Linked DNA regions of Homo sapiens: region 2 is linked to region 1. The links are chromatin contacts, found by Hi-C in ENCODE. All regions are on one chromosome and are shown on one strand. The core of a region is the stretch at or near the end of the contact, and the rest is flanking DNA. Distances in the headings are between cores, read along the strand shown.

Region 1 (6,879 bases), core at 1,515-4,014:
TAGCCACTAGCCACATGTGACTATTGAACATTTGAAATGTGGCAAGCAGGCCAAGCATGGTGGCTTACGCCTATAATCCCAGCACTGTGGGAGGTCAAGACAGGAGGATCACTGGAGCTCAGAAGTTCGAGGCAAGCCTGGGCAACATAGTGAGACCCCATCTCTACAACAATGTATAAAAATTAGCTGGGCATGGTGGCGCATGCCTGTAGTCCTAGCTACACAGGAGGCTGAGGTGGGATTATTGCTTGGACCTAGGAGGTCAAGGCTGCAGTAAGCTGAGATCACACCACTGCACTCCAGCCTGGGCAACACAGCAAGACCCTGTCTCAAAAAAAAAAAAAACAAAGAAAAGAAAAGAAAAGAAAAAAGCACTGAGGAAATGAATTGTTAACATTTTTAATGTAAGTAAATTTCAGCTGGGTGCAGTGACTCACACCTGTAATCCCAGCACTTTGAGAGGCCGAGGCAGGTGGATCACCTGAGGTCAGAAGCTCCAGACTGGCCTGGCCAACACAGTGAAACCCTGTCTCTACTAAAAATACAAAATTAGCCGGGCTTGGTGGCGCGTGCCTGTAATCCCAGCTACTTGGGAGGTGAGGTAGGAGAATTGCTTGAACCCGGGTGGCAGAGTTTGCAGTGAGCCAAGATTGTGCCATTGCACTTCAGCCTGGGCAACAAGAGTGAAACTCTGTCTCAATAATAATAGTAATAATAATTTAATTTAATTTTTTTTTTTGAGACAGAGTCTCACTCTGTTGCCCGGGGCTGGAGTGCAGTGGTGCAATCTTGTCTCACTGCAACCTCCAACTCCCAGGTTCAAGGGATTCTCCTGCCTCAGCCTCCTGAGTAGCTGGGATTACAGGCGTGAGCCACCGCACCTGGCCTAATTTAATTAAATTTAAATAGCCACAGCACATCAAGTCCAGCCTTCTGAGCTTCCCTCCACTGGCCTTACAAGATCCCTCACTCCCTTATTGCTTTCAGACCTCAAAGCCCTGTAGTATCATCCTAGGAATCTAGAAATGAGTCTCTCAAAATCTCACTTCGTCAACACAGTGCCTGAAATTCCACCATCAGTGTGCCAACTCCTTGAGTTTAGCATTTCCTTCACCCCCGATTCCAATTTTAAGTTGCAAATAGCCCAGTGAGGGTTACAGATGAAACGGGCAAAACCTCCCCGTGAAGTAGATGGTCCAAGGGCTGCCTGGTCTTTGGAAGCTGAAGTGGACATTGCAAAGGGAGCAATGGTGTCAAGGCTGGATGCCACGCCATTAGAGCTTAGGGTCCAGAGCCCACGGTGGGAATGAGGGCAGCTGCTATTGCTCTTACCTGCCAGGGCCAGCTGTAGGGGACCGCATCCTCACCATGGACAACGCGGCTGGAAGAGTGAGAGGAAGGTGGGCCATAGCCTGAGGCTAGAGGGGAGAGGAGAGCTGTCAATCAGCTGGAGGGTCCCCAAAAGCAAAGAGGAGGCCAGGGTCCCAGTCCAAGCCATGCCTTCAACTGGCTGTGTGACCCCATGCAAGCCCCTTTCGCCCTCTGGACCTCAGTAACCACATATGAACAGTGAACATTTAAACTAGAGCAGGGCTTTCCAGAATCCCAGGAGTCCAGGGATAGAGATTCAAATGTGGCCTCCTTCATTGGGAGGATTGAAGAGCTTGATACACTTAGAACAATGCCTGGCCCTCGATGAGCCCTCAAAAAGTGAGAGCTATTGTCATACAGAGTGGAGGCTTTAAAGAAGGACTTCCTGGGTTCAAAGTGCAGCTCTGGGCTGTGTGTGGTGGTTCACACCTGTAATCCTAGTGCTCTGAGAGGCCGAGGCGGGAGGATCGCTTGAGCCCGGGAGTTTGAGACCAGCCTGGGCAACATAGCAAGACCTCATCTCTAGAAAAATAAAGTACAATAAAATAAAGTAGCCAGGTATGGTGGCATGTGCCTATAATCTCAGCTACTCAGGAGGCTAAGGTGGTAGGATTGCTTGAGGCCAGGATTTTGAGACCAGTCTGGGCAACAAAGCAAGACCCCATCTCTACAAAAAAAAAGCAAAAAATAAAAACATTAAGTGCAGCTCTGCCTTTTGTTCTATGATAAGCTACTTTACTTCCTTGAGGGTCAGTAAAATGGGGGATAATGATAGTACTGATCTCCTGAGGCTGTTGTGAGAATTACATGAGAAAGTATAAGAAAATCCCTAAACATTCTGCCTGGCATAGTAAGCACTCAATCAATGTTATCTGTTACCATTATTGTCAGTCAAGGGAGGCTGTTTGGAAGAGGTGGCCCTGAGCTGGAATGTAATATGGCAGAGAGACCAGGAAAAGGCCAGAGCATAGAATATGGAGCCAGGTAGGGGGAGTGAGAGGAGAGTTGGAGTGGTAAGTAGAACTGTGGAAATTCCAACCCAAGAAGTCCAACCACACAGTCCAAACTCTTAACCGTTTGACTTTGTTTACTGCCCCCATCAAGGACTTCCACCACAGCCCTTTGGGGGTCTTTCACCATCCACAGCTTCCCCTCCACTCTCCTGCTCCATCATAAGCTGAAAGCCCCTACAGTCATGCCCCCGGGTACAAGCTGAGACCCCCTCCTGTGGAACCAGGCATAGCATGTCATGGGACTCAGAGCGAGTGGTAGATTTCAAGGATTCCTAGTCCAGGGCAGCCCAGGGAGCACACAGACAGGTTGGGGTCTTACCAACGGCCACAAGGAGGAGGGAACTGAGCAGCCGGAGCATCATGAGTTTTGTGATGATAGGAAAAGGGCACAGAGCCTGGGGCTCTAATATAGGGCAGAAGGTAAGCAGGGGGGCTGATTGGGCCCCACTCCCAGAACAGGTGGTGGAACTCCAGGTCTCCCATGGTCCAAGGCCACAGTCCTCGCCTGCTGCAGATGGACAAGTGACAGCCAAAGGGAGGACCTAGCGTTCCCTCCAACAGGTGGCTGGACAGGTGGTGTGGAGTGGCCAACTGATAACAAGAGTTCAGGAAGAAAAGCTCATGTCAGGACAAGACCTCCTCTTTCGGAAAGAACAGGGGCACTGGAACCGGGCAGACCACGGTTCAATCCTGGTTCTGCCACCTTCAAGCTCTGCGACTTTGGGCGCATGGCTTAACCTCTCTGAGTCTCAGTTTTCTGCTCTCTAACATGAGATTTATATTAGTACCCACCTCCACAAAAAAATTCTTGTTGAGCACTTTTTCTCTATGTATCAGGCACTGTTCTAGGGGATACAGCTGTGAAAAATGCATGGTCTCAGCCCTTCTAGAGTTTGAGTCTAGGCCAGGAGCGGTGGCTCACACCTGTGATCCCAGCGCTTTGGGAGGCCAAGGTGGGAGGATCACTTGAGGTCAGAAGTTCGAGACATGATGAAACCCTATCTCTACTAAAACTACAAAAATTAGCCAGGTGTGGTGGTGAGCACCTGTAATCCCAGCACCTGTAATCCTAGCTACTGGGAGGCTGAGGGAGGAGAATCACTTGAACCTGGGAGCGGAGAGGCAGAGGCTACAGAGAGCCGAGATCATGCCACTGCACTCCAGCCTGGGCCACAGAGCAACACTGTCTCAAAAAACAAAAACAAAACCAAAAAAAAAAACAGAGAAGAAAAGAAAATGAAACATAGGTGATTGGGGTAGGAATGGGAGTAAGTCATTTAGATGGGGGGGACAGAGAAAGTGACATTTGGGCTGAGGAGGTCATATCTGATGGAGTCCTGAGGATAAGTAAAAGCCAGCCACGGGAATCCCTGAAAGAAACGCGCTCTGAAGGGAGGCGACAGCAGGTGCGAAGTTCTGGAGGCTGCAATGGGCTTGACTTGTTCAAGGAAGGGGAGGCCAGTGTGACAGGAGCTTGGTAGTCAAAGTAGAGAGGGGTGGGAGATGAGGTCAAAGAGCAGGCGACCCCGAAAGTGGAATTCACAGGTGATCCAGCCGTTTCCCTCCTAGGTCTATACCGTGAGAAAACCTTAGGCATGTGCTCCAGGAGGTGTGGATGAGATTGTTTGCCGCAGCCCCTGTTCTCAAAACTCAACAGCAAAGACCTAGAAACAACTCCCACGTCCATCAAGGTTCATAGGTCAATATGTGTAGCATATTCACACAATAGATTTTTTTTTTTATAGTGGTGCGATCTTGGCTCACTGCAACCTCCACCTCACGGGTTCAAGCGATTCTCCTGCCTCAGCCTCCTGAGTAGCTGGGATTACAGGCGCGCACCACCACGCCCGGCTAATTTTTGTATTTTTAGTAGAGACGGGGTTTCACCATGTTGGCCAGGCTGGTCTCCAACTCCTGACCTCTGGTGATCCACCCACCTCGACCTCCCAAAGTACTGGGATTACAGGCATGAGCCACTGCATCCGGCCAGACGGGGCAATTTAAATAGATCCCTCCTGGGGGAAAGTCAGGCATCTTGCTGAGCAGGTTTTGTTTTAGGAGTGAACCCCCTCCAATCACAGCCTAGCCACTCTGATAGCCTGGGTTCGTGGAACGTGTGTGGACACAAGGGAAGCAGCTGTGAAAATCCTTTATACTGTGATAAAAATAGCCATGCCCTCCCCTACCCTCTGTTCCCTATGTGCCCGGACATGTTTGCTCAGCTTGAAAGCTCTGAGCCATTCCCCAGACCCTACGCCAGGGAAGAAGGAGGGAGGGGCCCAGGAGGTGGCTGGGGAGAGATAGGGTTAGGTCCGATAAGCCCAGATTCCACTGTAGAGTGTCTGAAACCCACAGGGCCTAAAACGCGATCTAATCCAACCACTTTTATTTGACAGAAGGGAAAATGATGGGCCAGGCACAGTGGCTCACGCCTGTAATCCCAACACTTTGGGAGGCCGAGGAGGGTGGACCACCTGAGGTCAGGAGTTCGAGACCAGCCTGACCAACATGGAGAAACCCCATCTCTACTAAAAACACAAAATTAGCCGGGTGTGGTGGCACATGCCTGTAATCCCAGCTACTAGGGAGGGTGAGGCAGGAAAATCGCTTGAACCTGGGAGGCGGAGTTTGCGGTGAGCCGAGATCGTGCCATTGCACTCCAGCCTGGGCAATAAGAGCAAAACTCTGTCACAAAAAAAAAAAAAAGAAGAAGAAAATGATGACCCAGAGAAAAGCCAGGACTTGGTCAAGTTTCCCTGGTTTGTTACTGCTTGGCCTGGTGAAGGGTAGCCCACGGACACGGGAGGGTCCACTCTCCCTCCCCCAACTTCAACCGAGAAGCCTTCCCGGCTTCTTACCCAGGTGACCTTGAGCAAGTCCCAGCCTCTCTGTCGGCTCTGCTGGGTCCCCAGGGAGAGGGGCTCCCTGACGCCAACTGTCCCACCACAACCCCTGCCTGATTGGTTACTTCAAGGCCTTATGGACTGACACTGGCAGTTGCACGGCTGATTAACTCTCCGAGGGTTTTCTGGCCTAGGAGTAGCTTGAGTGAAATCCCTGAAGATGAACCTCCTTCCAACACCTGCCCCGCAAGAGGGAAGATGGAGGGGTTAGATCTACTTTAGGCCTCAGCCTGAAGCAAAGCAAGCCATTTCCTGAATGGGAGGTGGAGGTTAGGTCGGAGAGTATGCAAAATTAGGAGGTCAGTCTGGGAAGGAGAGGGAGGGCGGGGAAGCTGGCGAGGGGACGGAGGGGAAGCTGGTGAGCCTTTTTCCCGGGACTGGGGGAGTTCCATTCTTTCCAGTTCCCACCCCACAGGAAGCTCTTTGAGGATCAAAACTTTATCTTATTCATCTTCCGATTCCCAGTACCTAGAAGGGAGCCTGGCACATGGTAGGTTTTCAACAGCATTTATTCAAGGAGACAACAAATGAATGAAGGAAGGGAAAGGACTCTTCAAATGCCCTCCGCTTCCTACCCTGAAAGCACGGTTGAGCCTGATATTCATGCAGGATGCACCTGGAGGGTGTCCCCTCTGTGTGGCCTGGAAAAGCGCAGCAGCATCTGGATGGTGTCCTGATGGGCACATTCTAGAGATATTAATAGATGTTTGATGATAAATGGACCCACTAGAACGGAGCCCCCATGGGGCGGGGGGTTTTGTGTGCTTTGTTCACTGCTGTGGCCTCGGCTCCCAGAATATAACCCAGTGGGCACTCAGTGAAGAACTAAAGGTCAGATGGGATTGGAAAATATGAGCTCAAACAAAGTTCAAATTGTCCTTTCCTACAGGACTTCTCAGAGCCTTTAATATGCCAGTGTTCACGGTGAATCACACACAGTGGTCCTAAGTCCGGGACTCTGGTGCCTTGTTGCCCTGTAGTTTCTGTGAAAATAAGATATTCAAAATCTAAGCTGTTGGAACTTTAAAATACCTTAGACTTAAGGGAATGAGATTATGGGACCTGAGTAATGTAAACAGGAAGGCATAACTTTTGTTTGTGTTATCGATTAGCTTTTCCTTAACTACATTGTTTTATAAAATGTTGTAAATGACTAAAGGGTGACAGGGCAGACTGTTTCCCTCTCAACAGTCAATCTTCATTATAGATTAACTTCCTTCTTTTCTCTCTCACACAAAGACTTCATGACTATCACATTATCTAAGATAGAATGTTAAATACACAAATTGGAAAGGAAAATAAAACAAAGTGTATGGAAAAGAAGACAAATTTTAACTAGCTATATTGTTGTAACTCATAAACCAGCCTGGTATAGAAATGTTATAGTCCTACTAAATTTGTTTCCTGCCTGTATGAGCAAGATCATAATTTTTTTTTTTTTTTGGAGACGAAGTCTCACTCTTGTCCCCCAGGCTGGAGTGCAATGGCTAGATCTCGGCTCACTGCCACCTTCGCCTCCCGGGTTCAAGTGATTCTTCTGCCCTCAGCCTCCCAGGTAGCTGGGATTACAGGCACCTGCCACCACACCAGGC
Region 2 (6,879 bases), core at 2,031-4,530, 640 kb before region 1:
TGCCATGACTGTCAGCCCACGGACAGATGGCATGTGGCCACAAGTATCTTGTTTGGCCTGCACAATGTTTTTTAAAATTTTTAATTGGAGCCCAACATGAACAAATTCAGAACTTATTTAAAATTTGAAATTCTCAGACCTTCTTGACAAAAAATCAGAAGGTTGGTCAGAGGCAGCTTAAGTTTCAGGTTCTGTCCACTTGCATCAGCCCCTTCAAGACCTTTTGCCTAATTTTGTATTTCTGATTTTTTTCAACTTTTTTATTTTGAAATATAGAGTCAAAGAAAGTTGAAGAAACAAAAGAACAGGGACTCTTCACCCAGTTTTCCCCAGTGACACAGCTTGTATGACTAAAGTATAATGTCAAAACCAGGAAGCTGACATTCCTAGAATTCACAAAGCTTATGTAGACTTCACCAGTTTTATATACACTGTGTGTGTGGTTCCAATATAATTTTGCTACATGTGTAAATTTTTGTAACCACTCTCACCTCTGCAATCAAGCGCATCTTTCAGTTTGTATTATTTTTCATAAAGAAGACCCTCAACATTTTACAAGCTTCAGAGTCCCACAAAACCTATATCTGCTCCTGAGATGGATTCCCCAGGTTAGCACATGGGAACCACTGGAAGGAGCCGAATAGAAGCCGCCCCACTGCAGGGCCTGCTCTCTCCAGCTCACCCCAGCCCCATTCAGCCCACGTCAGCCCCCATGACAGCTGGCCTGGTTCAACTTCCCTCATGTTGCCGATGAGGAAGCCGAGTTAGAGACTTGCCCAAGGCCGTGCAGCCAGTTTGAGGTGGAGTCAGGTCTCTAACTCAAGTCTGGAGAATCCCAGTGTCTCACTCTGTTCCAGCCCTGATGATCTGAGCCTCTGTGAGATTCTTCTCCCCTTATCTAAATCATACTCATCTTTTAAGGGCTGACTCCAGTTTCTTCTTCCAAGAAGCCCTCCTTGACCGCTCCCATCAGCCCTCATGTTTCCTTTCCTCCTCTGACTTCCGTCAGGCTGGGTGACTGTGCAGACCCATTTATGACAGATCCTCTATGGCTTATGAACCTCTTAGGCCTCAGCATTAGGAGTGTGGGGTCGGGACCCAGCAGACCTGGCCTTCACATCTGTGACCCTGGGTGGGTGACCTCCCTCCCTGAGCCTGTATTTGCTCAGTTGAGATACGGGCATAATAGAAGAGGGAGTCCCTGAAAGGGTGGAGTGGGACAGGCACTGTGCCAGGCACACCATAGGAAGCGTGCTCTGGAGTGTCTGGTCCTCGTGATGGCTGCCAGTGATGCTGAGCAGAGCAGCGTCTCATCCTTCGTGATGTCTTCAAACCACCAATTGAGAGGGGGCCAGGAAACAGCAATACAGAGGGGACTTGAGAGGCAGCTGAGGGCAGTGGTGGAGAATGTGGACTTGAGAGTTGGACAGGATCCCACTGTGTGACTTTGGACAAGTTGCTCAATCTCTCTGAACCCCAGCTTTGACATTTGCAAAATGAGGGTCAATCACTTTTTCAAGGGATTGTGGCCTCGGTTTTATCATTTCCTAAAACTGAGACCACACCTGGGACTTGGGGGCTCAATCACGGGTGGCCATCAGCTACCCTGGGCAGGGAGGTGGTCAGAGGCAGCTGTGAAGTACAAGCTCCTGGAAAATGGCAGACCTGGAGGCCTCATTGAGCTTTGAGCTCACCCTAAGCTCACCCTAAATTGGAGAATTCCTTCTGGAATGTTGGTGCCATTCCCTCTATCCAGGAGGGAAGATGATGGTGGGACCACTCCTAAGGACATTCCTCTCAACTGGCCTCCCTCCTTTCCACTGCCTCTGTCACCCCATCACCTCCGCTCAGTGTCACCCCAGGCCGGCTCCAGGCATGCCTAGCATCTGAGACGTGCCCAGCTCACTCACAGACAAGGCACTCATACCCCCCAGGGCTCCAGTTCCAGCCCCAGTCACCCATTCATAGCCTCAGCCCCCTTCTCTTATGCCAAGGATTGCCTGTGGACCTCCAACAGAAGTTTCTCTGGCTGCGATCCTGACCTCCTACTCCCCACCCCTCCAACTATCCAGAATCCTAAGGAGGGAGGTGAGCATGGATATCTGATAAAACCAATGATAAAATAGCCTACACCTGTATAGACCTCCCAGGTGCTCAGGGCTGTTTTATATTTAAGTTAACTTAATCCTCACAGCAACCTTGTGAAGCAGGTGCTACCATCTCCTCGTTTTACAGATGAGGAAACTGAGGCACTGCGAGGTTAAGTAACTTGTGCGGGTTCACATAGAGGGAATCAGTAGGGGCTGGGATTTGAACCCTGGCAGTCGTGCATTGGATATATTCACTGTGTGGGCCCCAGCTTCCCCAGGTGCCCATGTTGCAGGGCAAGAAGACTTTCCCTGCACTGTCTCCTGTGAGCCTCCTGGCCACCTTTGGGGGCAGGCGCTCTTATTCCCTCCCTATAATCGGGTAAGGAGGAGAAGGAAGATGGAAGTGCGCTGGGCCCAAGGTCACCTCTGGGGTGGCCTGAAGCCTGGGCTCTGAGGATAGAGGAGCCAGACACACCGTGAGAGTCCACCTCTGCCCTGGGGCAGGCGTGGCAGCAAGGCAAGCACTTCCTGCTGTCCCCCGCCCCCTTGGTCAGCCCCAGACAGACACTCTGATCCCTGCCCCAGACCCAAACCCCCAAACCAGGCCAGCAGACTCACCTGGCTCCCCCTTGGGCCCCGGCAGTCCGTCGTACCCATCCTTCCCTGGTGCCCCGGGCAGGCCGGGCATCCCTGGGATCCCGTAGCAGCCTGTGTTGGCTTGGCCCCTGAGGGGCAGCAGCAGCAGGAGCAGCAGCAGCTTCAGCCCAAGGTGGGGCAGGGAGCTGGGCCCCACGTCCATCCCGGAGAAGGAACTGGGAGGGAGAGAGCTGAGCTGTCCCCGCCAGCCCCTCACCTGCCCCCAACCCTCTCATTCCCCAGGGCCCGTCCTCCTCAGCCCTCGGGAGCTCGCCTTCCTTCCTCCCCCAGGAGCCTCACCATGGATGGATGGTGGGGCCTTTTCTTCAGCCCAGGCCCCGGGGCCCAGCAGGAGTGGGAACCCTCCTTCCCCTCACACACCAAGCTGCCCCTGGCACCACATTTCAGGAAGGTGGCGGAAGGTGGAGGAAACGGCCATCTGCCCATACCTGGGCAGGGGTCCGGGCCTCACCTGCAGGTGGGCGGTTTCTGGCCTGGCACAGAGATGTCCTCAGATCTGCTTCCCCTCTCCCAGGCAAGAGGACACGGTGTCTGAGTGGTCAGAGCAAGGATTGCCCAAAGCAGGGCTGGGCCCCCTCCCCTTCTCGTGCCCTCCCCCAATCCCACATCCCCTTTCCCAGAATTTTCCCTGACTTGACACTTTCTTTTGGGTGCTGAGCCAGACTGACCACAGCAATACCCCATCCACATCCCCCCACCGGCAGTCAGTGTCCGAAATGAGGAACTGTCCCCTGCCCCAGCATCTGGCTGAGGGTGTGTGTGTGTGTGTGTGTGTGTGTGTGTGTATAAACACAAGCCCCCAGGGCACAGACGTCCCCCAGAGTCAGGTTCATCCCATCTAATGACCAATGTTAGCATTTGCTTTGCCTGAGACTCAGTTTTCCCAGAATCCCTAGGAGGAAGTTATTATCCCCCTTTACAGATAAGGAAACAGGCTCAGGAGGATGTACACCGTTGCCCAAAGTCACACACTGAGTGGTCTCTTGGGGCCCAAAGCCTTGCTCTGACCCCTCTGCTCAGCTGCCCCCAGAAACAAGCCTCACATGCACTTGTCAAGTTGCAAGCCTTGTTCTAGAAACTTCCATGTGCCCCATCCCAGTGGCCACACTTGGAGGTGGACCCCCAGGATGGACCCGCTTTGGCGGCAGGCAGCTGTTGTGGTGCACGGGCTGCCCTGGCTACAGAGCCAGGGCCCTGGCTTCTCCTTCCAGCCCTGTCACTGCATGGACCAGATGCCTTCAGCAAATCACTGGTCCCTCTGGCCTCCCTTCTGTCTACTGGGGTGGCCTTGGCTTTCAGTATTGGTGCCTCTTCCTTCGTTGGGGCACCTGGTCTTCCCTGACGGTTCCATCTTCCCTGCCAACACCACCCTCCTTGCCTGCATCCTGGGGGTGCCCTGCCTCTGGGCTTGGAGCCCACCATGGCTGGTGAGGGGCTCCCCATCAGGACCAGGCTGGCAGAGCTGAGAGGCCTTCTCCCCTCTCCCTCTTCTCCTCACATGAGATTCTAGGGATGAAGGGGCTGTCAGGCAGTAGCAGGGCTCCAGCCTCGACCCCACACCTGCCACCTGTGTCCATTGGTTCCCCCTCTGTAACATGGAGGCTTCTTACAGCTCCAGGCCAGTGGCTGGGATTCAGTGCACAACACACGTGTGATGCCTTGTCCCGTGCCAGGTATGGGCAGGTGTTCAGAGCTCTTCCCCTGCCTCACTGAGGAACCCTCAGGGTCTCAGTCTCCCCTTCTGTGTCTCCACCACGTGCCATGGGACTGCAGAGAGTGTGGGGTGAGTTAAGGGGCATGAACCCACTTGGCCCTAGGAGTCCCTGGTGGGTGGAAGCCTGGGCCGAGAAGAAATGATGGATACTGCATTATGGGGCTGGGGGCCACCCAGCCTAACGGCTCTGGGCTCCTCTCCTCCCTCTTCACCTCCTCTGCGCCTGGGTTCGGCTTGTCCAGCAGGTGGCAGCCTCGGCCCACGCTCAACCCTCCCGTGCCCCGCCCACTTGGCCCCGCTCCGGGCAGCTCCAGTTCATTCCCCTCCCAGAGGGGCCAGAGATTTTGCATCGGGGTAGTGGGTGGATGGTGGGGTATGGGTAGGATTTAGGGTAAGGGGGTGGCCGGGCACTCACTGCACACCCCATTTCTCTAGCTTGGCCTCTACTGCCGCTGATGGAGCCTCCACCCCTGGCATTTTCTTTGCGTGCCCTAACCCTGTGGGGTCAGGCACCCCTGGCTCAGCCCCAGGGCCCTTCCCCTTTCTGGCTGTGTGTCCTTGGGTGGATGTCTGCTTTCTCTGAGCCTCAGTGTCCACATCGATTTTGCTGGGATTAAATACATCAATGGCCGTGGAATGCCCAGCACGTTAGGTTCCCGAAGACCTGTCTCTTTTCCCGGTGCCTGTGAAACAGTGTGTGTTCTGGGTGAGCGAGGCGGGGGGAGAACAGGGCTGAGCTGACTCTGGAAGGGAGCTGAGGGCTACCCTGAGGCTGTGGAGGGTTCATCCTCTCCCTGGGCCCCCCTCACTTCTTCCCGACCCCCAAAGCCTGTTGGCAGGGCAGGGGCAGTCCCAGGAGGGGGTCTTGTACTTTAGAGGTGGGTATTCAGGTTGTGCACTCGAGGACCATGAGGCCATTTGTGCATCTGGCAGTGGATGGGAGGGACAGCCCGTGTTTCTGAGGATGGCCCTGTGGGAGTTTGAGTGTATGTGTGGGTGGTGGGGGGTCCGTGTGGGAGAGAACACAGGCATTCTGAGGCTCGTGCATGCTGGAGTGAGGAGGATGTGTGTCCCCGGGTGAAAGGAGTGTGTCTGGGACACATGCGTAAGAGAGAGAGAATATGCGATGGTTCATGGATGTTACTTGTATGTCTGAGGCAGGGGCTGTGTGGTATGATGGATTGTGCCTCCCTGAGTGTGTCTGTGGGTGTGAAGGCATAACTGGTGTGTGCGTGTGTGTGTGTGTGCAGCACAAAGCTAAACCCAGCTTCCTTTGAGAAACTGCATGGTGCATTGGACATTTTCAGATCTGAACTCCTGGCCCCCTTATTTCTCCTGCATTCGAGGGACAGGGTGGGGTTTGCTGCTTCATAGTAGCTTCCAGACAGACAAATAGGGCCCTGGAATGCACTGTGAGCATTCAAGACTCTCCCAGCCCCCAGCCTGGGCGGAATGTCCATCAGGCAGCAGAGGCAGCAGCCCTGGTCTCCACACCTGCCAGGTGGAAGCCCAGGGCTGGACTCAGGAAACCTAGCTTCAGGAAGGACTGCGGAGTGCCCTTGGGCCAATTGCTTCCCCTCTCTGATTCCTGCCCCTGCCTTCCCAACACAGGGTTGAAAAAGCACCTGTGTGATGTGTCATGTGCTTCATAGAAGCCAGGGAGGCTGGTGAGGGTAGTGGTTAAACACAGGCTTGGGCATCAGTAAGACTTGGGTTCAAATCTCAGCTCCTTCCCGCCTCCCCACCCTCCAATTTTTTTTTTTTTTTTTTTTTTTTTAAGAGATGGAGTCTCGCTCTGTCACCCAGGCTGGAGTGCAGTGGCGCGATCTCAGCTCACTGTAACCTCTGCCTCCCTGATTCAAGTGATTCTCCTGCCTCAGCTTCCCAAGTAGCTGGGACTACAGGTGTGCGCCACCACCCCTAGCTAATTTTTGTATTTTTAGTAGAGACAGGGTTTCACTATATGTTGGCCAGGCTGGTCTCGAACTCCTGACCTCTAGTGATCTGCCCGCCTTGGCCTCCCAAAGTGTTGGGATTACAGGCGTGAGCCACTGTGACTGGCCCCCAGATCCTCCCCTTAGATGCTGATTTGCTGATTGATGCCTACTCCTCGCAGCCTCAGTTTCATCATCTGTAATGTAGGGCCATCATACCATACCCAGAGCTTGGTCATAAAGATTAAATAAAATATAATAATAGCAAAAATTTCCATAGCCCTTGTTATAAACTGAGCACTGCTCTACAATTTTCATATATTAAGTCATTTAATCTTCCCAATGACCCTTTGGGATCATCAGTCCCACTTTACAGATGAGGAAACTGAGATCTCAGAGCTGGGTTAACATGCACATGATTAGACAGCTAATAAGTGGTGGCATCAGGATTCGAACCTGGGTAGATGAGGCTGCTAGGACATGC

What was found. Hi-C counts contacts between places; a loop is a spot of excess contacts on that map. Pooled maps may share reads with other maps.
Region 2: a loop to region 1 is called in a map of thyroid gland, with 5 times the contacts of the local background. The contact joins the promoter of C1QC here to the promoter of CELA3A in region 1. A Hi-C loop is called at or near these places in 1 of 168 maps with a recorded cell type or tissue (thyroid gland) and 5 of 50 pooled maps.

What each region holds. Positions count from the first base shown.
Region 1 is chr1:21,997,542-22,004,420 of GRCh38, reverse strand. It overlaps CELA3A (chymotrypsin like elastase 3A), which reads right to left and starts at 2,764. Exons shown (of 8, transcript NM_005747.5): 1 at 2,704-2,764; 2 at 1,333-1,418. The coding sequence starts at 2,746. It also overlaps a transcript of CELA3B not described here.
Region 2 is chr1:22,640,034-22,646,912 of GRCh38, reverse strand. It overlaps C1QC (complement C1q C chain), which reads right to left and starts at 3,280. Exons shown (of 3, transcript NM_172369.5): 1 at 3,199-3,280; 2 at 2,709-2,902. The coding sequence starts at 2,889.